4 separate regions of the Homo sapiens genome follow, and regions 2, 3 and 4 are each linked to region 1. A link is a contact called in ENCODE Hi-C data. All regions are on one chromosome and are shown on one strand. Each heading gives the region's core, a stretch centred on a gene start or an enhancer-like site at or near the end of the contact. The rest is flanking DNA. Distances are from core to core; before and after follow the strand shown.

Evidence for each region. A loop is a pair of places that touch in the nucleus more often than their neighbours do. Pooled maps may share reads with other maps.
Region 2: a map of CD4-positive, alpha-beta T cell shows a loop between it and region 1 (13-fold over the local background). The contact joins two enhancer-like sites. A Hi-C loop is called at or near these places in 2 of 168 maps with a recorded cell type or tissue (CD4-positive, alpha-beta T cell and ovary), 1 of 37 single-sample maps with no recorded cell type and 8 of 50 pooled maps.
Region 3: a loop to region 1 is called in a map of vagina, with 6 times the contacts of the local background. The contact joins the promoter of LINC03112 here to the enhancer-like site in region 1. A Hi-C loop is called at or near these places in 2 of 168 maps with a recorded cell type or tissue (gastrocnemius medialis and vagina) and 7 of 50 pooled maps.
Region 4: a map of ascending aorta shows a loop between it and region 1 (15-fold over the local background). The contact joins two enhancer-like sites. A Hi-C loop is called at or near these places in 11 of 168 maps with a recorded cell type or tissue (aorta, ascending aorta, esophagus muscularis mucosa and 7 more) and 20 of 50 pooled maps.

What each region holds. Positions count from the first base shown.
Region 1 is chrX:986,063-992,892 of GRCh38, reverse strand. No RefSeq gene overlaps it. Among named protein-coding and RNA genes, the nearest start is that of CRLF2, 220 kb to the left of the region's middle. Within about 2 kb of position 2,697, at least 11 of the 41 ENCODE cell types and tissues checked have a DNase peak (open chromatin) inside an H3K27ac peak, as active enhancers do; they include ascending aorta, where a contact is called at or near this core.
Region 2 is chrX:2,627,535-2,634,364 of GRCh38, reverse strand. It overlaps the pseudogene CD99P1. Among named protein-coding and RNA genes, the nearest start is that of LINC00102, 16 kb to the right of the region's middle. Within about 2 kb of position 4,209, at least 11 of the 41 ENCODE cell types and tissues checked have a DNase peak (open chromatin) inside an H3K27ac peak, as active enhancers do.
Region 3 is chrX:2,606,618-2,613,447 of GRCh38, reverse strand. It overlaps LINC03112 (long intergenic non-protein coding RNA 3112), which reads left to right and starts at 4,281. Exons shown (of 2, transcript XR_001755779.3): 1 at 4,281-4,342. MIR6089 (microRNA 6089) reads right to left here and starts at 4,257; the gene lies at 4,194-4,257. LINC00102 (long intergenic non-protein coding RNA 102) reads left to right here. Exons shown (of 2, transcript NR_037842.1): 2 at 1-457. It also overlaps the pseudogene CD99P1. RefSeq lists an enhancer at 4,386-4,910.
Region 4 is chrX:2,320,877-2,327,706 of GRCh38, reverse strand. All of the region lies in intron 3 of DHRSX (dehydrogenase/reductase X-linked), which reads left to right. LOC124905239 (a long non-coding RNA gene) reads right to left here and starts at 6,672. Exons shown (of 3, transcript XR_007068382.1): 1 at 5,791-6,672. Within about 2 kb of position 2,471, at least 14 of the 41 ENCODE cell types and tissues checked have a DNase peak (open chromatin) inside an H3K27ac peak, as active enhancers do; they include ascending aorta, where a contact is called at or near this core.

The DNA.
Region 1 (6,830 bases), core at 1,448-3,947:
TCCTTCTTTCTCTTTCTTTTCTTTTTGTCTTTCCCTTCCTTCCTTTCTTTTCTTTCCTCACTCTGTCACCCAGGCTGGAGTGCAGTGGCACAATCTCAGCTCACTGCAACCTCTGCCTCCTGGATTCAAGTGTTTCTCCTGCCTCAGCTTCCCAAGTAGCTGGGATTACAGGCCCAGCTAATTTTTGTATTTTTAGTAGTGACAGGGTTTCACCATATTGGCCAGGCTGGTTTCAAACTCTTGACCTCAGATGATGCACCCGCTTCAGCCTCCCAAAGTGCTGTGATTACAGGCGTGGGCCACCATGCCCGGCCTTACATTTTTATGTTTTATACAACCAATTGCCAACTAAAGAATCCCTAAAGCCTACCTGTGACTCGTAGGAACCCACTTTGAGATGTTTCATCTTTAAGGCCGAAACAAGGTATACCTTCCATGTAATGATTTATGATTTTACCTACAATTCCTGTCTCCCTGAAATATATACAATAGAACTGTAGGTCGGGCGCGGTGGCTCACACCTGTAATACCAGTATGTTGGGATGCCGAGGTGGGAGAATCAACTGAGGTCAGGAGTTTGAGACCAGCCTGGCCAATATGGTGAAACCTCGTCTGTACTAAATACAAAAAATTAGCCAGGTGTGGTGGCAGGGGCCTGTAATCCCAGCTACTCGGGAGGCTGAGGCAGGGAAATTGCTTGAACCCTGGAGGCAGACGTTGCAGTGAGCCGAGATCACGCCATTGTACTCCAGCCTGGATGACAGAGTGAGACTCCATCTCGATTTAAAAAAAATAAAAATAAATAAATAAATAAAAATGGAACTGTAACCAGACCTCCTGAACACACTTTCTCAGATCTCTTGAGACCATGTAATCCTGGAGCACAGGCGCTCAGCACTCATATTGGTTCAGAATAAACCTCTTTAAATCTCTTGGCAGAATTTGTTCTATTCTGTCATCAGTAGCAAATGCTGACGATTACATACACTCACTTTTTCTAGCTAAGACCCCTGGTGTTGGAAACAGCTACGTCGTGCGGGGTGTATACCCTGGAGTTCCTTGTCTCACTCTGAGAAATAATTGAGGACAGGGAAGAAAGGAGAGAGGAGAGCAGCTCCTTGTGAGACAGACAGAGAGATAGAGAGACAGAGACAAAGAGAGGCAGTCAGACAGAGAGAGACAGACACACACACACAAGTCCAAACAGGAGAAAAGAGAAGAGAGCAGCTCCTTGCGAGAGAGAGAGAGAGAGAGAGAGAAAGACAGACAGACAGACAGAGACAGAGAGACAGACACACACAAACACACAGATACAAAGAGACACACACAGAGAGAAACAGACACACACAGAGACAGAGAGAGAGAGAGACACACACACACAGAGGTCTGAACAGAAGAAAGGAGAGAGGACAGCAGCTCCTTGCGAGAGAGAGAGAGAGAGAGAGGCAGACACACACACACACACAGACACACACAAGCAGAGAGGTCCAAACAGAAGAGAGGAGAGCAGCTCCTTGCGATAGAGAAAGAGACAGAGACAGAGGGACAGAGAGAGACAGAGGGACAGAGAGAGACAGAGAGACAGACAGACAGACACACACACACAGACAAGTCTGAAGAGAAAAAAAGAGAGGAGAGCAGCTCCTTGAGAGAGAGACAGAGACAGAGACAGAGAGAGAGACAGACAGAGAGGAAGAGACAGACAGACAGATATAGAGAGAGACAGAGGGACAGAGAGAGACAGTGAGACAGACAGACAGACAGACACAGGCACACACACTCGTCCAAACAGAAGAAAGGAGAGAGGAGAGCAGCTCGTTGTGAGAGACAGAGAGACAGAGACAGAGGGACAGAGAGAGAGACAGAGAGAGAGAGATGGACAGAGAGAGAGGGAGAGAGAGACAGACTGAGAGACACAGAGACAGAGAGAGAGAGAGACAGAGGGACAGAGACAGACAGAAACACAGACACACACGCAGGTCCTAACAGAAGAAAGGAGGAGAGCAGCTCCTTGCGAGAGAGAGAGAGAGAGAGAGAGAGAAAGAGACAGAGGGACAGAGACAGAAAGACAGACACACACACGTCTCAACAGAAGAAAGGAGGAGAGCAGCTCCTTGCGAGAGAGAGAGAGAGAGAGAGAGAGAGAGAGAGAAAGAGACAGAGGGACAGAGACAGAAAGACAGACACACACACGTCTCAACAGAAGAAAGGAGGAGAGCAGCTCCTTGCGAGAGAGAGAGAGAGAAAGAGACAGAAAGACAGACACACACACGTCTCAACAGAAGAAAGGAGGAGAGCAGCTCCTTGTGAGAGAGAGAGAGAGAGAGAGAGAGAGAGAGAGAAAGGGGGAGGGGGAGAGGGAGTGGGGGAGAGTGAGGGAGAGGGAGGGAAGGGGAGGGAAGGGGAGGGAGGGAAGGAGAGAGAGAGAGAGAGAAAGAGAGCCAAAAAGGTGGGAGGCACCTGACCTCTGCAGACTTTATAGGCAGGCTGGTGAAGGCGGTGTTTCATTTACGTAGGGCTCAAAGATTGGTTCCATCCGGCATGACATCCATAGAGTGCGTGGGGAAGGCTGGTCGCCCCACCCTAATCTTAAGCAAATGGGATTTCCAGTTGATCGGCGCCATCTTGTCTGCTTTTCTTACTGTACATGCGGTTGACAAAGAGGAGGGAAGATGGAGCCGCCATCTTGAACGTGTCTAGTCTCTAGTTCCTGCCGGGAAGATGGAGCCGCCATCTTGAAGGTGTCTAGTCCGTAGTTCCTGCCGGGAAGATGGAGCCGCCATCTTGAACGTGTCTAGTCCCTAGTTCCTGCCGGGAAGATGAAGACGCCATCTTGAAGGTGTCTAGTCCGTAGTTCCTGCCGGGAAGATGGAGCCGCCATCTTGAACGTGTCTAGTCCCTACGTTTTGCCGGCATTCACCCGTGCAAGCTCCCAGCTGGCTTGTCTATGTCTGCAGCTCGATGCAGCTCAATTTTACAGACTGCTCTTTGTTAGAAAATGATTTGGGGCTGGTTTTCATTAAAGAGAAAAGCCTTACTAAGGACTTCCATAGCCTTACCATCTGCCTAAGTGATTTCTTCTTAACTCCTATATAAATGTCTTTATTTCAATTCTCACGATGCCAAAAAAAAAAAAAAAAAAATTGAGGCTCGGTCCTTGCTGTAAAATGCATGCAAAATAATTTGCACTCTGTCAACTTCAAGTTCAGTATAATTTATACATCCTCAACAATGGTTAGACTTGGAAACTGGGCATTTCAAATCAATCAAATGGTTGATGATACCTAGATATACAAGCTGAGTCCTACTTAGTGGATTTAGCCACAGTGAATTCATTAATTTACTCACTATCTTTGTCTACCATTTCAGTAAACCTGTTTTCTGAGCTATATCTCCTACATATTGTATTATACTATATTATATTATCTGTATTATTTTAACAAAATATGTATACTAGCCTGGTATGGTGGCTCATGCCTATAATCCCAGCACTTTGAGAGGCCAAGGCAGGAGGATCACTTGAGACCAGGAATTTGAGACCAGCCTGGGCAACATAGTGAGACTTTATCTCTACAAAAGAAAAAGAGATATATGTATACTATCTTTAAATGTAGCTTATATCTGCTAATACGCAAATACAGAAATATACAACAAAGGAAGATAAACAAGATGTGAATCCTAATATAAAGTGTTTTTTTAAAAAAGTCTATAGTTGATTAAAGACTGTATTTACTGGAATTTTATAAATCCCCCCCAGTGTGTTATAAATTAATAATTTGCTATATTTATTTGTGTGCTGTCTGTGTAATTCAATTATTAATGAATACATTTGTTACATATAAATAATAAAATCTCCATCTCTGACCGCAGCCAACGCTTCATGTTAATATACTGAGAACAGCACATTAATAATGAAATAAAGGTAGAGTAAATAATGGTATTGCAGCTGCCAAGCATTTGTTGTTATTCAAACGCTTCAAAGTAATGTCTGAAAATGCAAGTTTTGAGCTCAAACTTTGGCCTGGAAGTATATTGCAAGCCCACCCTTATATGAATTAAAAGGGAGGTGCAGGGCTGGGCGCGGTGGCTCATGCTGGTAATCCCAGCACTCTGGGAGGCCAAGGTGGGCAGATATCGGTGGTCAGGAGTTCAAGACAGGCCTGGCCAACATGGTGAAACCCTGTCTGTACTAAAAATACAAAAATTAACCGGGTGTGGTGGTGTGTGCCTGTAATCCCAGCTACTCAGGAGGCTGAGGTGGGAGGATCAGTTAAACCTGGGAGTTGGAGGTTGCAGTGAGCTGAGATCGTGCCACTGCACTCCAGCCTGAGCAACAGATTGAGACACTGTCTCAAAAAAATTTATATATACATATATATATAGTAATTAAGAAAACTAATCCTTTATCACAAATCCTTATAGACGAGCACATCTCCCCATGATCTCTCTCTCTCTCTTTTTTTTTTTTTTTGAGACAGAGTCTTGCTCTGTCGCCCACGTTGGAGTGCAATGGTGTGATCTCAGCTCACTGCAACCTCCGCCTCCTGGGTTCAAGCGATTCTCCTGCCTCAGCCTCCTAAATAGCTGGGATTACAGGCATGCACCACCGTGCCTGGCTAATTTGTGTATTTTTAGTAGAGACGGGGTTTCTCCATGTTGGTCAAGCTGGTCTCGAACTCCCCACCTCAGGTGATCCACCTGCCTCGGCCTCCCAAAGTGCTGGGATGACAGGCGTGAGCCACGACGCCCGGCTTGCCCATGATCTTTTTTTAAATCATATATATAAATGAATATTGTACCTAGGGAGGACGCGTTCCTCCTCTTACTTTTGGGAACCCCTTATTCTGTCTGTGCTGAGGAGGATTAGTAAAAGAGGAAGTCCTCTTTGCAGTTGAGGTAAGAGGAAGGCATCTGTCTCCTGCTCATCCCTGGGCAATAGAATGTCTCGGTGTAAAGCCCGATTGTACATTCCATCTACTGAGATAGGGGAAAACCGCCTTAGGGCTGGAGGTGGGACATGCTGGCAACAATACTGCTCTTTAAGGCACTGAGATGTTTATGTATATGTGCATCAAAAGCACAGCACTTTTTTCTTTACCTTGTTTATGATGCAGAGATATTTGTTCACAAGTTTTCCTGCTGACCTTCTCTCCACTATTATCCTATTATCCTGCCACATCCCCCTCTCCAAGAAACGCCAGATAATGATCAATAAATACTAAGGGAACTCAGAGGCCGGTGCCGGCGCCGGTCCTCCGTATGCTGAACGCTGGTTCCTCTGGGCCCATTTTTCTTTCTCTATACTTTGTCTCTGTGTCTTTTTCTTTTCCAAGTCTCTCGTTCCACAGCAACCCATCCCTTCAGTACTTTCAGCACTTTGCTTTCTTAATAATCTTTTTTTTTTTTTTGAGATGGAGTCTCGCTTTTTCGCCCAGGCTGGAGTGCAGTGGCGCCATCTTGGCTCACTGCAACCTCCGCCTCCCGGGTTCATACCATTCTCCTGCCTCAGCCTCCCGAGTAGCTGGGACTACAGGCACCCACCACCATGCCCGGCTAATTTTTTGTATTTTTAGTAGACACGGGGTTTCACTGTGTTAGCCAGGATGGTCTCGATCTCCTGACCTCGTGATCCGCCCGCCTCGGCCTCCCAAAGTGCTGGGATGACAGGCGTGAGCCACCGCGCCCAGCCTGTTTTTGTTTTTTAATGTTTTAGTTTTTGGTGTACAAATCTACTTTCACGATTAATTTCTAAGTGTTTTATTCTTTTTGGTGTTATTGTTAATGTAATTGTTTTCTTATTCTCTTATTTATGTACTTATTTTGAGGTAGGGTCTCACTCTGTTGCCCAGGCTGGAGTGCATTGGCACAATCATGGCTCACAGCAGCCTTGAACTCCTGGGTTCTAGTGATCCTCCCACCTCAGCTTCTCAAGTAGCTGGGACTACAGGCGTGTACCACCATGCCCAGCTAATTTTTTGTATTTTTAGTAGAGACGGGGTTTCACCGTGTTAGCCAGGATGGTCTCGATCTCCTGACCTCGTGATCCGCCCGCCTCAGCCTCCCAAAGTGCTGGGATGACAGGCGTGAGCCACCACGCCCGGCCTTCTTAATAATCTTAAATGCTGTGGAAACTGGGCCTGTCGGATCAATCAGATGGTTGTTGATACCTAGATGTAGAAGCTGAGTCCTCCTTAGCTGGATTTAGCCACAGTGAATTCATCAGTTCCCTCACTATCTTTGGCTACCTTTTCAGCAAACCTGTTTGCTATGGGGTAGCTGTATTTTTGCCACTTTACTTTTGTGATTAACTTACTTTTGCTTTGCACTGTGGACCCGCCCTGAATTCTTTCTCGCACCGGATCCAGGAACCCTCTCTTGGGATCCGGATTGAGACCACTGTCCGGTAACAGGTCCATCTTTCCTTGTACGAGAAGTCTCCTTGTTGGGGGAGCTTCTGCCTTCCTAAGGCAGCGGTGGGTATGGGACTTGCTGTATACATGAAGGTCTTTGGTCTCTACTGCTAGAGGTAGTGGTGTGTCTTCCCTAGGTAGATTTGCAGAGGATAGAGAATAGAACACTTTCTCAAGAGCAAAAACTCAAACGTACCCTTTCAAAGCATCCACATCCCCTTTCTGTGGGAGGAGAATGTTGACACAATACAAGCCACTCACTCGAGACCTAAGCCCCATGCAGTCGCTAGACCAGTCTCCAATCACAGCCCTGTCTTAGAATTAGATTTCCTCACGCCTGTAATCCCAGCACTTTGGGAGGCCGAGGCGGGCGGTTCACGAGGTCAGGAGTTCAATACCAGCCTCGCCAATATTGTGAAA
Region 2 (6,830 bases), core at 2,960-5,459, 1.6 Mb before region 1:
AAACTAATCCAGAAACAGAAAACCAAATATTGCACATTCTCATTTATAAGTGGATCTACATATTGGGTACTCATGGACACAAAGAGAGGAACAGACACTGGGGGCTCCTAGAGGGTGGAGGGAGGGATAGGGTAAGAACTGAAGAACTACCTATTGGGTGCCATGCTCACTACCCGGGTGATGGGATCGGTCATACCCCAAACCTCAGCATCACACAGTCCACCCAGGTAACAAGCCTGCATATGTTCAACAAGTCAGCAAAATAAATCATGATGAAAATAATGAAATGTTCTTAGTTTTATTTCAACCACAAATTAGAAATCAGACATTTTTCAACTATCTGCCTTGGACCTGATTCTAGGGAAAATATCCTAGGTCTGTGTTTTATAAAGATATGTGTAAATATATGTGTGTGTGTATGTATATGTGAGTGTGTATATATATATATATTACATATATGTACATAATGTGGGTATGCTTGCATATGTATATATATATGCTTGTATATGTGTATATACCTATACATATGTCTGTACATATACATATGTATACCTATACATATGTCTGTACATATACATATGTATACCTATACATACCTATACATACATGTAGAGGTATACACACATATGTATGTATATATACATATACGAGCATACACACATAAATAATCAACAGTATCTTAGTCTTCACATTGAATTTATTGTTCTGCAAATAGAATAACTGTCGATATTTTAAAATAGGACATGCATTTGCTATTATATTTCATCCATATTTTTTTAACCCCTTCTGTGTTTCAGGCAGTGTCCTAGATAGATCTGGGGATTTTGGAGTTGAACAAAACACAGTTCCTTCTTGAAACTGACATTTAGAGACCCATATCTGAGAGATAAACAAATAAAGTCAAGCATTAATAAGGCTATGAATAAATACATCAAAATGCTGAGTAAGAAATATTTATTTAAGTATTACTCATCTACTTGACAGAGAAGAAGAAAGAACATGAAAACTTGAAAGCCAACCTATCTGGTCATCAGGGAAATGCAAATCAAAACCACAATGAGATAGCCCATCATACACACTAGGATGGCTCTAATGACAAATATGGACAGTGACAAGTGTTGGCTCAGATGTGCAGAAACTGGAGCACTCTTATATTGTTTGTGGGATGGTGCAATGGTGCGGTTGCTTTGAAAAGCAGCCTGGCGGATCCTTCAATGGTTAAACATAGAGTTATCATATGACCCAGCCATTCCCCTCCTGGGTATTTACCCAAAAAATTGAAGACAGTTACTCAGACAAGTATGTACATAGAAGTCTTAACCGTATGCTAAGTGCTAAGCATTATTCATGGTAGTTACACAGTGGAAATAACCCAATGCCCAACAACAAGTGTATGGATAAACAAAATGTGGTCTACCCATACAATGGAATGTCATTCTGCCATCAAAAGGAATGAAATTCTGATGCATGGTACAAAATCGATGGACCTCGAAAATATTATGCTGAGTGAAAGAAGCCAGGCACAAAACCACATGGGAGGCCGTTTGAAATGCCCCTGATAGGCAAATCCATGGGATAGGAAGTAGATTTCTGAGTGGCTGCATAGGGCTGGAGCAGATGGCAGGATGGGGGTGATGACCCAGGGAGTGTTGCAACTATCCTTATGAACCAGGAAGTGCTACAATTATCCAGATGAACCAGGAAGTGTGGCAATGTCCCTACGAACCAGGAAGTGCTACAATTATCCCTATGAACTAGACGGTTCCAAATGTCGTTATGAACCAGGAAATACTACAATTTTCCATATGAACCAAAAAGTGTTGCAGTGTCACTATGAACCAGGAAGTGTCACAATGTCCCTCAAACTAAGAAGTGCTACAATTATCCCTATGAACCAGGAAGTATTGCAATGTCCCTGCAAACCAGGAAGTGCTACAATTATCCATATGAACCAGGAAGTGTCACAATGTCCCTATGAACCAGGAAGTGCTACAATTATCTGTATGAACCTGGAAATGTTACAATGTCCCTATGAACCAGGAAGTGCTACAATTATCCGTATGAACCAGAAAGTGTTACAATGTCCCTGCAAATTAGGAAGTTCTACAATTATCGGAATGAAAGAGGAAGTGTTACAATGTCCCTGTGAACCAGGAAGTGCTATTATCCATATGAACCAGGAAGTGCTACAATTATCTGGATGAACCAGCAAGTGTGGCAATGTCCCTATGAACCAGGAAGTGCTATTATCCATATCAATCAGGAAGTGTGGCAATGTCACTATGAACCAGAAAGTGTCACAATTTCCCTATAAACCGGGAAGTGCTACAATAATCCAGATGAACCAGGAAGTGTCACAATGATCCTAAAAACTAAGAAGTGCTACAATTATCCATATGAACCTGGAAATGTTACAATGTCCCTATGAACCAGGAAGTGTTACAATGTCCCTATGAACCAGGAAGTGCTACAATTCTCCATATGAACCAGAAAGTGTTACAATGTCCCTGCAAACTAGGAAGTTCTACAATTATTTGAATGAACCAGGAAGTGTGTAATGTCCCTGTGAACCAGGAAGTGCTACAATTATCCATATGAACCAGAAAGTGTGGCAATATCCCTATGAACCAGGAAGTGCTACAATTATCTGGATGAACCAGGAAGTGTGGCAATGTCCCTATGAACCAGGAAGTGCTACTATTATCCACACGGACCGGGAAGTGTGGCAATGTCACTATGAACCAGAAAGTGTCAAAATTTCCCTATGAACCAGGAAGTGCTACAATTATCCATATGAACCAGAAAGTGTTACAATGTCCCTGCAAACTAGGAAGTTCTACAATTATCTGAATGAACCAGGAAGTGTTGTAATGTACCTGTGAACCAGGAAGTGCTACTATTATCCATATGAACCAGGAAGTGCTACAATTATCGATATGAACCAGAAAGCGTGGCAATATCCCTATGAACCAGGAAGTGCTACAATTATCTGGATGAACCAGGAAGTGTGGCAATGTCCCTATGAACCAGGAAGTGCTACTATTATCCACATGGACCGGGAAGTGTGGCAATGTCACTATGAACCAGAAAGTGTCACAATTTCCCTATGAACCAGGAAGTGCTACAATTCTCCACATGAACCAGAAAGTGTTACAATGTCCCTGCAAATTAGGAAGTTCTACAATTATCTGAATGAACCAGGAAGTGTTGTAATGTCCCTGTGAACCAGGAAGTGCTATTTTCCATATGAACCAGGAAGTGCTACAATTATCCATATGACCCAGAAAGTGTGGCAATATCCCTATGAACCAGGAAGTGCTACAATTATCTGGATGAACCAGGAAGTGTGGCAATGTCCCTATGAACCAGGAAGTGCTATTATCCACACGGACCAGGAAGTGTGGCAATGTCACTATGAACCAGAAAGTGTCACAATTTCCCTATGAACCAGGAAGTGCTACAATTATCCATATGAACCAGAAAGTGTTACAATGTCCCTGCAAACTAGGAAGTTCTACAATTATCTGAATGAACCAGGAAGTGTTGTAATGTACCTGTGAACCAGGAAGTGCTACTATTATCCTTATGAACCAGGAAGTGTGGCACTATCCCTATGAACCAGGAAGTGCTACAATTATCTGGATGAACCAGGAAGTGTGGCAATGTCCCTATGAACCAGGAAGTGCTACTATTATCCACATGGACCAGGAAGTGTGGCAATGTCACTATGAACCAGGAAGTGTGGCAATATCACTATGAACCAGAAAGTGTCACAATTTACCGATGAACCAGGAAGTGCTACAATTATCTGGATGAACCAGGAAGTGTGGCAATGTCCCTACGAACCAGGAAGTGCTATTATCCACACGGACCGGGAAGTGTGGCAATGTCACTATAAACCAGAAAGTGTCACAATTTCCCTATGAACCAGGAAGTGCTACAATTATCCATATGAACCAGAAAGTGTTACAATGTCCCTGCAAACTAGGAAGTTTTACAATTATCTGAATGAACCAGGAAGTGTTGTAATGTACCTGTGAACCAGGAAGTGCTACTATTATCCATATGAACCAGGAAGTGCTACAATTATCCATATGAACCAGAAAGTGTGGCAATATCCCTATGAACCAGGAAGTGCTACAATTATCTGGATGAACCAGGAAGTGTGGTAAGGTCCCTACGAACCAGGAAGTGCTACTATTATCCACATGGACCAGGAAGTGTGGCAATGTCACTATGAACCAGAAAGTGTCACAATTTCCCTATGAACCAGGAAGTGCTACAATTATCCAGATGAACCAGGAAGTGTGGCAATGTCCCTATGAACCAGGAAGTGCTACAATTATCCCTATGAACCAGACGGTTCCAAATGTCTTTATGAACCAGGAAGTTCTACAATTATCCATATGAACCAGAAAGTGTGGCAGTGTCACTATGAACCAGGAAGTGTCACAATGATCCTAAAAACTAAGAAGTGCTACAATTATCCATATGAACCAGGAAGTATTGCAATGTCCCTGCAAACCAGGAAGTGCTACAATTATCCGTATGAACCAGGAAGTGCTACAATTATCCGTATGTATGAACCCGGAAATGTTACTATGTCCCTATGAACCAGGAAGTGCTATTATCCATATGAACCAGAAAGTGTTACAATGTCCCTGCAAACCAGGAAGTTATACAATTATCAGAATGAACCAGGAAGTGTTGCAATGTCTCTGTGAAACAGGAAGTGTTGCAATGTCCATGTGAACCAGGAATTGCTACTATTATCTATATGAACCAGGAAGTACTAGAGTTATTCGTATGAACCAGAAAGTATTACAATGTCCCTATGAAACAGGAAGTGCTACAATTATCCCTATGAACCAGGAAGTGTTGCAATGTCCCTGGGAATCAGGAAGTGCTAACAATTATGTGTATGAACCAAAAAGCGTTGCAATGTCCCTGTGAACCAGGAAATGCTACAATTACCCATAAGAACCAGGAAGTGTCACAATGTCCCTGTGAACCAGGAAGTGCTACTATTATCCATTTGAACCAGGAAATGTAACAATGTGAGCCAGAAAGTTTTACAATGTCCCTATGAATCAGAAAGCATTACAATCTCCAGATAAACCAGGAAGTGTTATAATGTCCCTCTAAACTAGAAAGTGCTGCAACCTTCCAATGACCCAGGAAGTTCATTTATCATGTCTAGGAAGCAGGAAGTGCTACAACCTCCCCAGTGACCCAGGAAGTTCTCTTACCATCCCCAGGAAACAGGAAGTGCTACAAACTTCGCTAGTGACCCAGGAAGTTTATTTAACATCTCCAGGAAGTTCATTGACCATCTCTAGGAAGCAGGAAGTGCTACAACCTCCCCAGTGACCCAGGATGTTCACTGACCATCTCTAGGAAAGCAGGAAGTGCTACAACCTCCTCAGTGACCCAGGACGTTTATTTACCATCTCCAGGAAGCAGGAAGTACTACAACCTTCCCAGTGACTCAGGAAGTTCATTGACCATCTCTGGGCAGCAGGAAGTGCTACAACCTCCCATGTGACACAGAAAGTTTATTTACCATCTCCAGGAAGCAGGAAGTGCTACAACTTTCCCAGTGACCCAGGGAGTTCATTTACCATGTCTAGAAAGCAGGAAGTGCTACAACCTTCCAGTTGATGGGGTACAGGACACCCCACCCTGAATAAGAATGTAGATCATTACGTGACACTCTGAAATATGCCACCTTGGCATACTGATTGCCTTGAGCAGAAATAAATCAAGAACCAGCCAAAGCACAACCCACGGTCTCTTGACTTCATCACAGTGCTCTTGTCTGACATTTCTTATTGACTTTAAAAATGTCCTGTCTGTGACATTTCTTAGGTCCAACAGGAAACCCCAAGCCAGGTAGCGGGAGCCAGGCCAGCCCCTGGATGTCAGCGGCTGCCTGCTTCTCTCACCATGCACTGAATCTTGCAAATTTGCTGTGACCTCACGTACAGGGGGGAAAAGCTGTTTTTTCCTTTGACATGCACACCCCTCTCCCCTCTCATCCTTCACTTCTGACACTGAATGTGTAGGAACAACTGCTTTTTTCTATACATACACTCAAAATATCTGTGACCAGAAGTCACAGAGATTCTGGGACTCTGTGCTGATAATCATTTTTTCCAGCCCTCTCATCCATGTGACCCAGGGCCCAGGTAGCCAGGAAAACCAGCAATTACTCAGCAGTAAACGACCACTCATTCAATCCTTGTTGTCATGTATTGGGTCCAGGTTACTGGGTCCTCACAGGCTAGATCCACCCTCCAACAGCTGCATCTAAGCTATCCAATGGGCTGGTGCATCTTCCAGGGAAAGATCATTTGGGGCTTTAGGAGAATTTGAAGGGCTGGGGGCAGCCATGGCAACCTGGGTGCCAAAGTCTTTCAATGACTTTTTTTTTCAATGGTCCTCTCCACTTTTATTTCTGTCTCTTTCCACATGTGAACAACTCCTTCATCCTCTGATGCAGGCCTCTCTAAGGAACCTGTGATTCCACTGTAATTACACAGCTCATCCTAAATAATCGTCCCATGTCAAGATCCTTAATGTAATCCCATTTGCAAAGTCCCATGTGTTGCATAAGGTCACACATTTACATGATCAAGGGGTTAGGATGTGGGCATCTCTGGGGACCAGTATTTCACCTATCACATGGGGTTTCAACACCTGATGGGATCTGGGAGCCTGATGAGGGAGGGTATCACCCCTGAAGAGCTGGGTCAAAGTGAACCAAGTAGCTAGAACAGGTGGGCACAGGAAGTTGGGGATTCCCAAGGGCACCACTTTGGCAGAAGTTA
Region 3 (6,830 bases), core at 3,032-5,531, 1.6 Mb before region 1:
AAAATACAAGAATTTGCCGGGCATGGTGGTGCATGTTTGTAATCCTAGCTAATTGGGAGGCTGAGGCACGAGAATTGCTTGAACCCAGGAAGTGGAGGTTGCACTGAGCCAAGATCACGCCACTGCACTCCAGCCCGGGCGACAGAGAGAGACTCTGTCTCCAAAATAAAAAAAGGAAAGAAAATAAAAGAAAAAACTCAACATTGAAAACGTGTTACCATTCCTTCAATCAACCTATGGTGATAAACAATTCAAATGAAATTAAAAAGAAGGTTTTACTTCTCTGAAGAGAAGGGACAATAGCAAAATGATTCTCAATTTAAAAGGAAAAAAAGTTACAAAAAGCAGGATATCCACACAAACATAAGACACCATAAAAAAATAAACATACCACTTGTAAAACATTCCTGTTAAAAATATTCAAAGGCAAAAATAAAGTGCAAAACCATTTTCATAATAAGTGGCTGGTAATCTTTAATATTGATAAATCACTGAAGAAGGCTCATACATCAGTAGGTAGGGAGGCTGAGGCAGGCAGAACATCTGAGGTCAGGAGTTCCAGACCAGCCTGGCCAACATGGTGAAACCCCATCTCTACTAACAATACAAAAATGAGCTGGGCCTGGTGGCGGGCACCATGAATTGAAGGATCAAAGCCAAAGCATCCAATACACAAAAGAAGAAGTCTCCGTGGCCCATTGGGATGCATTATGCTTTTTACATTTCAGAATGAGAGATGTAAAACTAAGACCGGTTTGATATAATAATTACACTATTTGACAAAGGTTTTGTAGGTGATAATTGCTACTGGAAAAGGTTCGAAGACAGGGACATTTGCAGACACCCTGGTATCAAATCAAATTGGTGCAATTCTGGGGCAAACAACCAACCAGGTTAAAAGCTATAAAAGTACTCATGAGCATTGATCTAGACAATTTGAATGCCAGAAATCTCTTCAAAGGAATGAAAAAGAGTAGACAAAGTTGACTCAAATTGGCTTTGTAATTCATAATTCTAAAATGTCAGAAGACACAATGTTTTCAACATTAGGGATTAAAGGAATTAATGTATTTTATTATATATTTAGATAGAATAGTATTTGTCAGTAAATGTCATATGATAGAAATGAGAAAACATGAGAAAATGTGAATTAATATTCTTATGAATAAGTATAAAATAAAGTTACAATAAACAATATAGAGACCACCCGTAGGGTTAGAGGCTCTTACCAGTGAAACCAGGTCGGTTGGGGTTTGGATCTGGCTTTGGTTTGGGGGCATTAGGTGGTGCTGGGTCACCTGTTTGTAAAACATGAGAGTTGCAATCATCAGTACCTAGTAGTCAAGAAAATGAAAAATCAATTTCCATAGCGACCAGAAAATGAAAAATCAATTTTGATAGCGACCAGAAAAGAAAATGAAAAATCAATTTCCACAGCGACCAGAAAATGAAAAATCAATTTCCATAGCGATGAGAAAAGAAACTGAAATATCAATTTGCACAGAGACTGTTCACTAAACAGGTAAAAACTGGCCCTTGTTTTTGTCATGGTGGGGATACCCATACACGTAGCCTCCTGCCAATTCCCTTCTGTTGTCTTCCAGGTACAGGATTTAACTTCAAGTATTTTCAAAGAAAACTAAACCAGGTGTGCAGACCACCTCCAGAATTTGGGAGGGCCTGTGAAAATGAAAATGTGCGACCCATTGTTCCAACTGTATGAAGAATCTGAAGATGGCAGCAACACAGCAATAAAGCAGCATGGCACCCTTGTGTGCACAGGTCCCTGTGTGACTGCGCAGATCTATGCCCACGAGGCCTGACCTGGCCAAGGGAGTCACATTTGCCTTACGTTGTTCCAAAGACTAACCATTTTAAAATAAAAGCCAGCATACTGGCTGGGCGTGATGGCTTGCACCTATAATCCCAGCACTTTGGGAGGCCAAGGTGAGTGCATAGCTTGAGTTTAGGAGTTAGAGACCAGCCTGCTCCACATGGCAAAACCCAGCCCCTACTAAAAAGACAAAAATTAGCCGGGCGTGGTAGTGGGTGCCTGTAATTCCAGATGCTCAGGAGGCTGAGGCACAAGAATCGCTTAAGCCCAGGAGGCGGAGGTTGCGGTGAGCCGAGATCGCGCCACCGCACTCCAGCCTGGGCCACAGAGTGAGACTCTGAACCTACACTTCAAAAAAAAAAAAAAACAAAAAAAACAAAAAAACCAGCATGCTGGTAACAAAAAAAAAATATATCAAAAATCCAACAACAAAAATAAACAACACATATACTTCCTATGTTCCCACTGTCCAAACTCAATCCATTTATCACGCAAAAGAGATGTCTTGAAAATGATAATAATTCAATGACAATCAGCAAAGTCAGCAACAGAGGAGACTTTAAAAAGTTACTCACTGTTTCCTCCATCAGGAAAGGCATCGCTAAGTCAAAGTCAGCCCTTAAAGGAGGGAAATGAGCTGTTAATACCAATGTTCTGAGAAATGAGGAAGGAATGACCCAAAAACAGGTGGAGAAAACACCACGGCCCCACGTTTCTAAATACTTCAGAAAACGTGAATTCCTATCTTCTCATCACTCTTCCCTCAGGTGAAAACAGTAAAAGATGAGCATGAGACAGAAAAAGAGGGAGTAAGAGAGAGAGAGGAGAGAGAAAGAGGGGGAGAGAGGAGATAGAGGAGAGAAAGAGGAGAGGGAGGAGAGGGGGGAGAGAGAGAGGAGATAGATGAGAGAGGCGGGAGAGAGACAAGAGAGAGAGGAGAGAGAAGGAGAGAGTGAGGAGATAGAGAGAGGAGAAAGGCGAGAGACAAGAGAGAAGGAGACAGGAGAGAGAGAGATGGGAGAGAGAAAAGAGGAGAGAGAGGAGAGGAGAGAGAGAGGAGAGAGGAGAGGAGAGAGAGACGAGAGAGAAAAGGAGAGAAAGAAGAGGGGGAGAGAGAGAAGAGGGGGAGAGAGAGAAAAGGGGAGAGAGGAGAGAGGTGAGAGAGAGGCGAGAGAAAGAGGAAAGAGGGGAGAGAGAGGGAGAGAGGAGAGTGAGGAGAGAGAAAAGCGAGAGAAAGAAGAGAGAGAAGAGAGAGAGGGAACAGGAGAGAAGAGAGAGAGAGGAGAGGAGAGAGAGAGGAAGAGGGAGAGAAGAGGAGAGAGAGAAAGGAAAGAGAAGAGAGGAGAGACAGAAAGAGAAGAGAGACTGCAGTATCCATAAGATCCATAAGAACGTCACCAGGGTTGGGGGGGAATCGGATGCCACCTCTTCCCCAGGTTCCCCTAAATTTAAGAGTTTGCGATTCTGCAAACTGTAGAAGGAAAATTAAAACTTGGAACCCCAGTTCACTCTGCCAAAATAATTAATAATAATAATAATAAAGCTGGAAGCTGAGTCAGGCAGGAAGCTGTCTTTCCTTCTGTTCCCAAGCAGACAGTGCAATAACTCTCTGTTGACCTTATCTTAGTAAAGTGCCAATTTAGTGAGCGCAAGACAAATACATAATTGACTATTCTACCTGCTGCTTTTCTTTTGCAACAGGTGAATTCGGTAAAATGAGCCTTCCTCCTTCTTTCCCCTCCAGCGTGCTTTCCCCCTTTAAATACCGAAGCTCTCAATAGTATCTTTGGAGAAAGGCATAGACCCGTCTCCCGGGCTCCTTCCTGATCTTCGCCGAATCAACTCAAAAGGATTGGGACTTGTCCCAGATACTTTTTGGTTTACGAAAGAAACGCTGGCTTTTTCCTCTGAAACGGCTCCCACCTGGCCCCAGGAAGAGCGCTGGGGAGAAAGTGGGCGCCTCCTCCGGACCTGGGTCCCCGTGGGCACAGCGCGTCCCGCCGGGCACGGAAGAGGGGCCGGGTGTCCCCGCGGGGCGCCCCGCCCCTGCACCCCACATCCCCAGGCGGATCCCCAGGCCCAGCCCGCGCCACCCCCCGCGTCCTCCCACCCGGATCCCGCCGCTCGCTCACCGGGGCGGCCACCAGACGGCGGAGCAGGCCGAGGAGCCGCAGCGCCAGCACGGCCCCGCGCGCCACGGCGCGCCCAAGGCGAGCAGAGATCGTCCGCGAGTGCAGCGCGCGGGCGAAGGCGGCGGGACGGAACCTCCCCCACGGGCCGGGTGGGGCGGAGCCCGCGGAGGACTCGAAGGGGTTGGGTGAGGGGAGCAGCCCTGCAAACTCAGCCCAGGCTGCGCCTGCCCCGCCCCGCCCCACCCCGGCCTCCACTGGCGCACGGAAGGGGAGGGAACGCCGGGCCCGGGGAGGGGACAGAGGAGGGGGCGGGCGGAGGTGGCTCGGGCCGCGCCGAGGGGACCACGGGACGCCCTCCTTCCCTTCTCAGGAAACTGTGAGTGCCCCCCGCCCACAAGCCCGTCGCCAGGATGCCGCCAACTAGAGCAAAGTGAAACCCCCAACATTCTCGGGAAAGTGCGGGTCCCTCCCTCTCTACAGCCCCTTAAATGCACGCCCCAGGGCGGCCCCTACCTGGAGCCAAGAGAAACCGCTGCCCTTCTTGGAGAGGTGTGGGCCTCTCCGCGCCCGCCCTTGCTGTCCCCTCTCTGTTCCTAACAGGCACCCCCCCCAGGCAGCCCCAACGGGGAGGAAATGAAACTCTTCCTGCTCCTCTGCTCGGAAAACTATGGGGCCCCCTTCCAGCTGCTCACGGGGCGCTCAGGGCGATCCCCAAGGGGTGCAAAGTGCAATCCCCTCCCTGCTTAGAAAGGCGTAGGCCTTGACAGGCAGCCACGGCCCCTGGTCCTTTCTGGAGCGTCCGAGCTGGGGGCGCTCAGTGGTGAAAGATGGCGGGGGTGGGGGGCTTTGAGACACACTGCGGATACCCGCTCTGCGCGGGACCAAGGACGTTCTGCCGCAAGCTCAGAGACAGGGTTGGGAGTGAGGACTTGTGGTCGTGGTTTGGGGTTGGGGGTAAGACCCCTATCTGGGTCGCCTGGCTGAGTCCTGGTCCTTGGCGACTCACCCCAGCAGGCTGCGTCAGGGGCCCTTCGGTAACACTGGTCTTGTGCTGTCTCAGGCCTGCGGGTGACTCCGTCTCTCCCCAGGCCACCTGTGCCCCTGGATCAGACACAGGCAAGGCCAGAGGGGCTGGCCCCGCACCCTGGGGCCCACCTCAGGGGTTTGAGGAATGCAGCAGTCTAACTATGCACTCCACTCCTGGAGGCAGAATCATTTTTCTTTTTTCTTTCTTTTTTTTTTTTTTTTGGTCTTTGCTTCATCCTGAACCTGCCTGGGATAATGACGTGATGGCTGGAGTCCCAGCAGCCAGTTCGAAGCAGGAAGTCTCCTACAGGATAGAAGTTGTCTGTGTGTTGTTTGTTTGTTTATTTGTTTGTTTTGAGATGGAGTCTTGCTCTGTGGCCCAGGCTGGAGTGCAGTGGCACAATCTTGGCTCACTGCAACCTCCGCCTCCCGGGTTCAAGTGATTCTCCTGCCTCAGCCTCCCCAGTACCTGGGATTACAGGCATGCACCACCATGCCAGGCTACTTTTTGTATTTTTAGTAAAGACAGGGTTTCACCTTGTTGGCCAGGCTGGTCTCGAACTCCTGACCTCATGATCCGCCCACCTCGGCCTCCCAAAGTGCTGGGATTACAGGCATGAGCCACCGCACCCGGCCAGAAGTTGTATTCTAAGCATGGCAGAACACGTTGAGCAAAGGTATCAGGGTGGCTGATGATACAGCAGGACGGCTGTGCCAGCCCGACTCACATTCCCAACTTCTTTTACAGGACAAAGGAGTACATTTTTATCTTACCATTTGCTAAAGTTAGGTTTCTATCAGCTTTCTTTAAATCACTTTTATTTCTGGTTTTCATTACCAAGGTCTGAGCCCAACTTAGAGACCTCCCGTGAGGTTCTTGTGGGCAACCAAAGCACTTAAGAGGTGTCAGAGCATCACACACCATGTCTGCTGCACAGACGATCAAATGAAGCTTTTGAAGTCAGTGGATGATGGGTGGATAGATGGGTCTGGGGGTAGGAAGTGGTGGATGGATGAATGAATGGACAGACAGCCATCTGGATGCGTGAATGGATGGATCACTTGCTGGAAGGATGGATAAAGAGATAGATGGCTGGATGAATGAATAAATGGGTGGATGGATGGAAAGATGAGTGGATGATTGGATGGATAGATAGTTGGGTGGATGGATGAATGGATGGATACATAGATGAATAAATGGATGAATGGATGGGTGGGTGGAGGAATGGATAAATGGACAGATGAATAAATGGATGGATGAAAGGGGGGATAGACGGATTGATCTATGGATAGATGGACAGATAGATAAGTGGGTGGATGGGTGGGTGGATGGATGGTTGGAAGGATAGGTGGATGGACAGATTACTGGGTGGCTGGAGGGGTAGAGAGAGATGGGTGGGTGGGTGGATGGATGGATAGATGGGTGGACAGATTACTGGCTGGCTGGATGGATGGGTAGAGATAGATGAGTGGGTGGATGGATGGATGGATGGATGGACGAATGGATGGATGGATAGATAAGTGGACAGACGGATAGATAGCTGGATAGATGGGTGGGTAGAAGAAGAATAGATGGATGAGTGGATGGATGAGTGAATAGATGGATTGATGGACAAACAAGTAAATTTTTACCTGACATTTTTGTATTGTGTAACTTTCTGTGTGTTCATTCATTGGGAAACAATTGTGATACATGGATATTGGACTTATTAGCTCACGTCTGCTGATAAGAAAACAACACAGGGCCATAGAGTTCATTAGCAGTGGACTGGGATCAAAACGAAGGGCTCTTTGATTTTGAGTTCAGGCCATTTGGACCACTTTGCCTTGTGACTGCC
Region 4 (6,830 bases), core at 1,222-3,721, 1.3 Mb before region 1:
CTCCAAATATGGTGACATTCTGAGGTCCTGGGCGTTAGGGCTTTAACATAGGGATTTGGGAGAAGGAATCAGCCCATCACAGCTGTGCATTCTAAGACTCCAGTGACTTTGTGCTGACAATGGCTTTTCCTTGGGTAGCTCTAACCAGATGGTCTGGCTGGGTCTATCTTGAGTCTAGTGACTCCCACCACGAGGCCAACTGAGCAGGGTGGCCAGGAAAGCCTGTGGCCTTACAACAAGGTGATGCTCACCTGCAGCACACAGGCCATCACTGTAGCTCTGCTGGCTTTATTCTTGGGTTTATAGTGATGGCTTCTTTCTGCCTCTGCCTCCCTTGAGGCATCTCGTTTCTGTGGTTGGAGTACTGTGAGCCTAAGAGACAGAGAGCATGTCCACAGTCAGGCTTCCCTTACTTGCTTCAGTAGCATCTCATGAGTGTTTCCAATGCATTCAGGGAGACTCTTCTTCACTGAAGGAGTCAGATCCATTTTGCAGCTTTGCTGCTTGGAACCTTGATGGAATGGCTGAGTACATGGCCGCCAGCGTCACTCATGCACGAAAAGTGTTGTTGAAAGCTAATAGAAACTGAAATCTGGTCGGGCACGGTGGCTCACGCCTGTAATCCCAGCACCTTGGGAGGCTGAGGCGGGTGGATCACCTGAGGTCAGGAGTGCGAGACCAGCCTGGCCAACATGGCGAAACCCCATCTCTACTAAAAATACGAAAAATTAGCCGGGCATGGTGGCAGGCACCTGTCATCCCAGCTACTCAGGAGGCTGAGGCAGGAGAATCGCTTGAACCCTGGAGGTGGAGGTTTCAGTGAGCCGAGATTGCGCCATTATACTCCAGCTTGGGCAACAAGAGTGAAAATCTGCCTGGAAAGAAAAAAAAAAAAAAGAAAAACTGAAATAGAAGATTTCCCTTCCCCCAGTTCACTTTGACTGCGCTAAAGTAATTTCCTTTGAGGGCAGAGAGGACACGGATTGCTTTGGGCATACTTCAAAATGCTACTGTCTCCCTAGGAATATTGCAAAGTGGTTACTTTCCCCCAATAACACACAACTGGATATTTCTTTGATCTTCACCCTGGGAACCTGGTGGAGCTCCCGGAGGTAAAATTTGTGAAAGTACAAGGTCCCCTCTAAGATGGGCCCCCAGAAGTTTTTCTGTTGTTGTTGTTTTTTGAGACAGAGTCTCGCTCTGTCACTCAGGCTGGAGTGCAGTGGTGCGATCTGGGCTCACTACAACCTCCACCTCCCAGGGTCAAGCAATTCTCCTGCCTCAGCCTCCCGAGTAGCTGGGATTACAGGTGCCTGCCACCACGCCCGGCTAATTTTTGTATTTTTAGTAGAGACGGGGTTTCACTATGTTGGCCAGGCTGGTCTCGAACTCCTGACCTCAGGTGATCTGCCCGCCTTGGCCTCCCAAAGTGCTGGGATTACAGGTGCGAGCCACCATGCCTGGCCAGGAGTTTTTAACTTACTTAGGCTTGTCCACTGTCAGCCTGCAGCTGTTTAATAATTACCCTGCAAATGTGTCCATCAGGTGCTGGCTCCAGCAGGAACTCCTAGACAAGCACAATTCCACTTGCCACCTGTCTGTCCAGTCTTCAGGCAGCATTTCGTCTTGTGATCTCTATTTTCTGATGGATCGCAGAGTTGCTGATTTTCAGTATGTTCTGCTCTTTGCCTATTGTGAGGATAGGAATTAAAATGCGCAAGCTCTCTACATGTTAGTGAAGTGGCTACGTTGTCTGGGGTATATACCCTGGGGTTCGTCATTGGGCATCAGGAAAATTTAGGACAAAGACACACACGAGGAGTTTAGGAGTGGAAGTTTAATCAGGAGAAGAGAAAGAGAAATGGTTTTCTCTATAGAGAAAGGGGTCTCCGAGCGGAAAGGACCAGCTGGCACCAAATGTGATGGATTTTATAGTCCAGTTTGAGGAGGCGGTGTCTCATTTACATAGAGCTCAGAGATTGGTTCCATCAAGCATGGCATTTACATAGCCCACAGGAAAGGCTGGTTGCCCACCCTAATCGTTTATGCAAATGGGCTTTGTAGTTGGTCGGGGCTCTCCGAGAGATTGGTTCCATCAAGCATGACATTTACATAGCCCACAGGAAAGGCTGGTTGCCCACCCTAATCGGTTATGCAAATGGGCTTTGTAGTTGGTCGGGGCTCTCGGTCCTGTTTTTCTTACTTTACATGTGGCTGACAAAGAGGAGGGAAGATGGAGCCACTGTCTTGAACGTGTCTAGTCTCTAGTTCCTGCTGGGAAGATGGAGCCGCCGTTTTGAATGTGTCTAGTCCCTAGTTCCTGCCGGGAAGATGGAACCGCCATCTTGAACGTGTCTAGTCCCTAGTTCCTGCCGGGAAGATGGAGCCGCCATCTTGAACGTGTCTAGTCCCTAGTTCCTGCCCGGAAGATGGAGCCGCCATCTTGAACGTGTCTAGTCGTTAGTTCCTCCCGGGAAGATGGAGCCGCCATCTTGAACGTGTCTAGTCCCTAGGTCCTCCCGACATTCACCCGTACAAGCTCCCAGCTGGCTTGTGTATGTCTGCAGCTCGACTTGACAGGCTGTTCATTGTTAGAAAATGACTTGGGGCTGCTTTTCGTTAAAGAGAAAAGCTGCCGGGCGCAGTGGCTCACACCTGTCATCCCAGCACTTTTGGAGGCTGAGGCGGGTGGATCATTAGGTCAGGGGTTCGAGACGAGCCTGACCAGTGAAACCGCGTCTCTACTAAAAAAAAAAAAAACAAAACAAAAATTAGCCGGGCTTGGTGGTGCGTACCTATAATGCCAGCTACTTAGGAGGCTGAGGCAGGCGAATTGCTTGAACCCGGGAGGCGGAGGTTGCAATGAGCGAACATCACGCCACTACACTCCAGCCTGGGCGACAGAGCGGGACTCCATCTCAAAAAAAAAAAAAAAAAGAAAAGAAAAAAGCCTTGCCGAGGACTCCCATACCCTTACTGTCTGCCTAAGTGATTTCTTCTTAACTCCTGTATCACTGGCAGACTCTGAGTTGCCTGTTGGGTGGAGTACTATATTGCCGAGTATCATGACTGTATTAGATGTGAGGGAGACAGTGTGAATAGGACATGGTCCCTGAAGAGCACAGAGCTTTCACCTGGGGCTGGGCGGAGCTTCTGTCCTATCCAGTGTTATGGAACCCTTGCAAGCACAGGTCAAGCAGCTCAAGGGCTGGAAGACGTGCACACAAAATCCAAGGGCAACGTTGGAAAGAGGTTTAGTGTTTCTTAGAAAAATGCCAGAAGGCTGAAGAAGTGGGGGCCCCGAGCAGCTCTGAAGGGTGTGTATGCAATTAAACTGAAGCCAAAGGCTGAGAGAGAGGAGTGAGAGCCGCCTACGGAGCTCTGTGCAGCTTCATCATAAACTCACAGACAGGCTTCATGCAGCGCCGTCTCAGTGCATTCAATGTTTGGATTCCACATGCATGCGTCCTCAACCCCCTTGCAATGCTGTTCTCCTTGGAGGGAAATGGGTCCTTCTTACCCTATCACATGCAGGTATCTGGTCTACCAGATAAATGTGTGAGAAATCACCAACAAAGCAGAAATTACTTTTAATTACAAAGCAGAGTCATCGTAAAACTTTGTGCAAAATCTTTTTTTTTTTTTTTTTCCAGACAGGGTCTCCATCTGTTACCCAGGCTGGAGTGCAGTGGTGTGATCATGGCTCACTGCAACTTCAACTTCCGAGGCTCAGGTGATCCTCACATCTCAGCCTCCCAAGTAGCTGGGATGACAGGTGTGCACCACCACACCCAGCTAATTTTTACTATCTGCTTAAGTCATTTCTTCTTAACCCCTGTATCATTAGAGGAGAAACCGGAAGCCCCTATTTTTGAAATTAGTAACCACCTATCACCTAAAATTCCTCTCATTACTGTGACGATAATGATGATTTTTTCGAGACCGGATCTCACTCTGTCACCCAGGCTGGAGTGCAGTGGTGTGACTGTGGCTCACGACAGCTTCAGCCTCCCGGGCTCGAGTGATCTTCCCACCACAGTGTCTAAAGTAGCTGGGGCTGTAGGTACGCATCATCATTCCCAGCTATGTATATATTTTAAATATTTTGTAGAGATGGGATCTTCCTCTGTTGCTCAGGCTGGTCTTAAACTCCTGGCCTCCAGCAGTCTTCTCACCTGGGCCTCTTAAAGTGCTGGGATTACAGGCGTGTACCACCGTGTCTGGCCAAAAAACATATCTATTCTGGGGTTCATAGTGATGCTTGTTTCTGCCTTGGCCTGTCTTGAGGCATCTCACTCCTGTAGTTGGAGTACTCTGAGTGTAACAGATGGAGAGTATGTCCACACCCACTCTTCCCTCACGTGTTTCTGTAGCATCCCGTAGGAGTTTTCAAATGCATTTGGAGATGTATTCACCCTGTGACAGATTCAATGCATCTCTACAAGGCAGAATAGCTCTACCATGGTGTGGCTATGGCGCTTGGCTACCTGAGTCTTTATTCTGCCTTCCAGGTGCTTGTTGGTTGGATAACTTTGGGTAGGTTCTTGTACCTCTTTGAGCTTCAAGACTGTCTTAGTCAGCTCTGGCTGTTGCAAGAAAATACAGTTGACCTTGATACAAAAATTAGCTGGGTGTGGCGCCTGTAATCCCAGATACTCAGGAGGCTGAGGCAGGAGAATCGCTTGAACCTGGGAGGCGGAGATTGCAGGGAGCCAAGATCACACCATTGCACTCCAGCCTGGGCGACAGAGCAAGATTCCATCTCAAAAACAACAACAACAACAACAAAAAACTAGAGTTGACCCTTGAACAATGTGGGAGTTAGGGGCGTCACACACGTCCCTGGCACAGTTGAAAATCCAAAGATAACTTTTGACTCACCCAAAACTTATGAATATCCTATTGTTGAGCAGAAGCCTTATCAATACCATAAAGTCGATTAACATATATTTTGTATGTTTTATGTATTGTATACTGTATTATTAAAGTATGCTAGAGAAAAGAAAATGCTGTTTGTTTTTTTTTAGCCGGGCGTGGTGGCGCACGCCTGTAATCCCAGCTACTCAGGAGGCTGAGGCAGGAGAATCGCCTTATAAGGAACTTTGAGAATCAAAAATCATAAGGAACTTTCATTCTTTTTTTTTTTTTTTTGAGATGGAGTTTCACTCTGTTGCCCTGGAGTCAGGCTGGAGTTCAGTGGTGTGATCTCTGCTCAGTACAGCCTACGCCTCCCACGTTCAAGTGATTCTCCTGCCTCAGCCTCCCGAGTAGCTGGCACTAAAGGTGCACGCCACCACGCCCAGCTAATTTTTGTATTTTTAGTAGAGACAGGGTTTCACCACGTTGGTCAGGCTGGTCTTGAACTCCTGACCTTAGGTGACCTACCCGCCTTGGCGTCCCAAAGTGTGGAGATTACAGGCTTGAGCCACCACGCCTGATAAGGAACTTTTATTCTAAGTGAAGTAACTCAGGGATGAAAAACCAACATCGTATGTTCTCAGTGTTACGTGGGAGCTAAGCTATGAGGACACAAAGGCATAAGAATGATAAAATGGAATTTGGGGTCTTGGGGGGGAAGAGTGGGAGGGGGGTGAGGGATAAACACTACAAATAGGGTGCAGTATATACTGTTCGGGTGATGGGTGTACCAAAATCTCACAGATCACCACTAAAGAACTTAGGTAACCAAATACCACCAGTACCCCAATCACTTATGGAAAGATAATTAAAAACAAAAAAGGACACCAAACTAAATTTTTAAAAATCATAGAGAAGAGAAAATATATTTACTATTTCTGAAGTGGGAGTGGATCGTCATGAAGGTCTTCATCCTTATCGTCTTCACCTTGAGTAGCCTAAGATGAGAGCGGACAGGAGGGATTGGTCTTGCTGGCTCCGGGGTGGCAGAGGTAGAAGAAAATGCCCGTAGAAGTGGACCCGTGCAATTCAAACCTGTGTTGTTTAAGGGTTAACTGGACCATAGATGGGGTGGCATAAATAACAGAAATTTATTTCTCTATAGTACTGGAGGCAGAAATGTTTACATCCAGGTGGCACCATGGTTGGGTACTTGAGAGGTTCCTCTTCTTGGTTTACAGATGGTCTCGCAGGGCAGAGAGAGAGGGGGGTGGAGCACGAGGGAGCATGTGTGCCCTGGTGTCTCTTCTTACAAGGGCACGAATCCCAACATAAGGATCCCACCTTCACGACCTGATGTAAACATCATCATCTCCCAAAGGCTCCGTCTCCAAATACCATCCCCTTTGGCATTAGGGTTTCCACACATGAGATTCGGGGTGACACCATTCATTCCATAGCAGGAGCCCTCCTTGGCAGACTGGGACACCAACGCCTCTTCCCTCTTGGGCTGACACGAGCTGTAAATGTCAGTGGACATTTAAATACTGCGTTACACATTCGATGTCCTGTCTGCAATGGAGCCGGGTTCTGTAAACATAAGCTGCCATGGCGAAATCGGATCATCATCGCCCATCAAGCTCTTTGGCAGCAGTGCTGTAATCAGTGCAAACATTTATTTATATAAATGCTCCCATCCCCTCGGCATGAAGATATACTTAGGCTCTCTCAATGGACAGCCACGCCACAAGCCCAGGAATGAGAGCTTGTCAGATACTGAGGCTGTTTTCAGAGCCAGTGTTCGGCTGAAGTGGCACAGAAGCTATCATTGTTTGCAAATCTCTGCTGCTTGTCAAGCCACAGGGTTAAGTAACCCCGGATGTTGCGAACACTCTGAAGTGCTGACCTGCAGTGTCTTTTTGGATCACTGAGCCCTCAGGCAGACAGGCTGTACGTGGACCGACACGTCATGG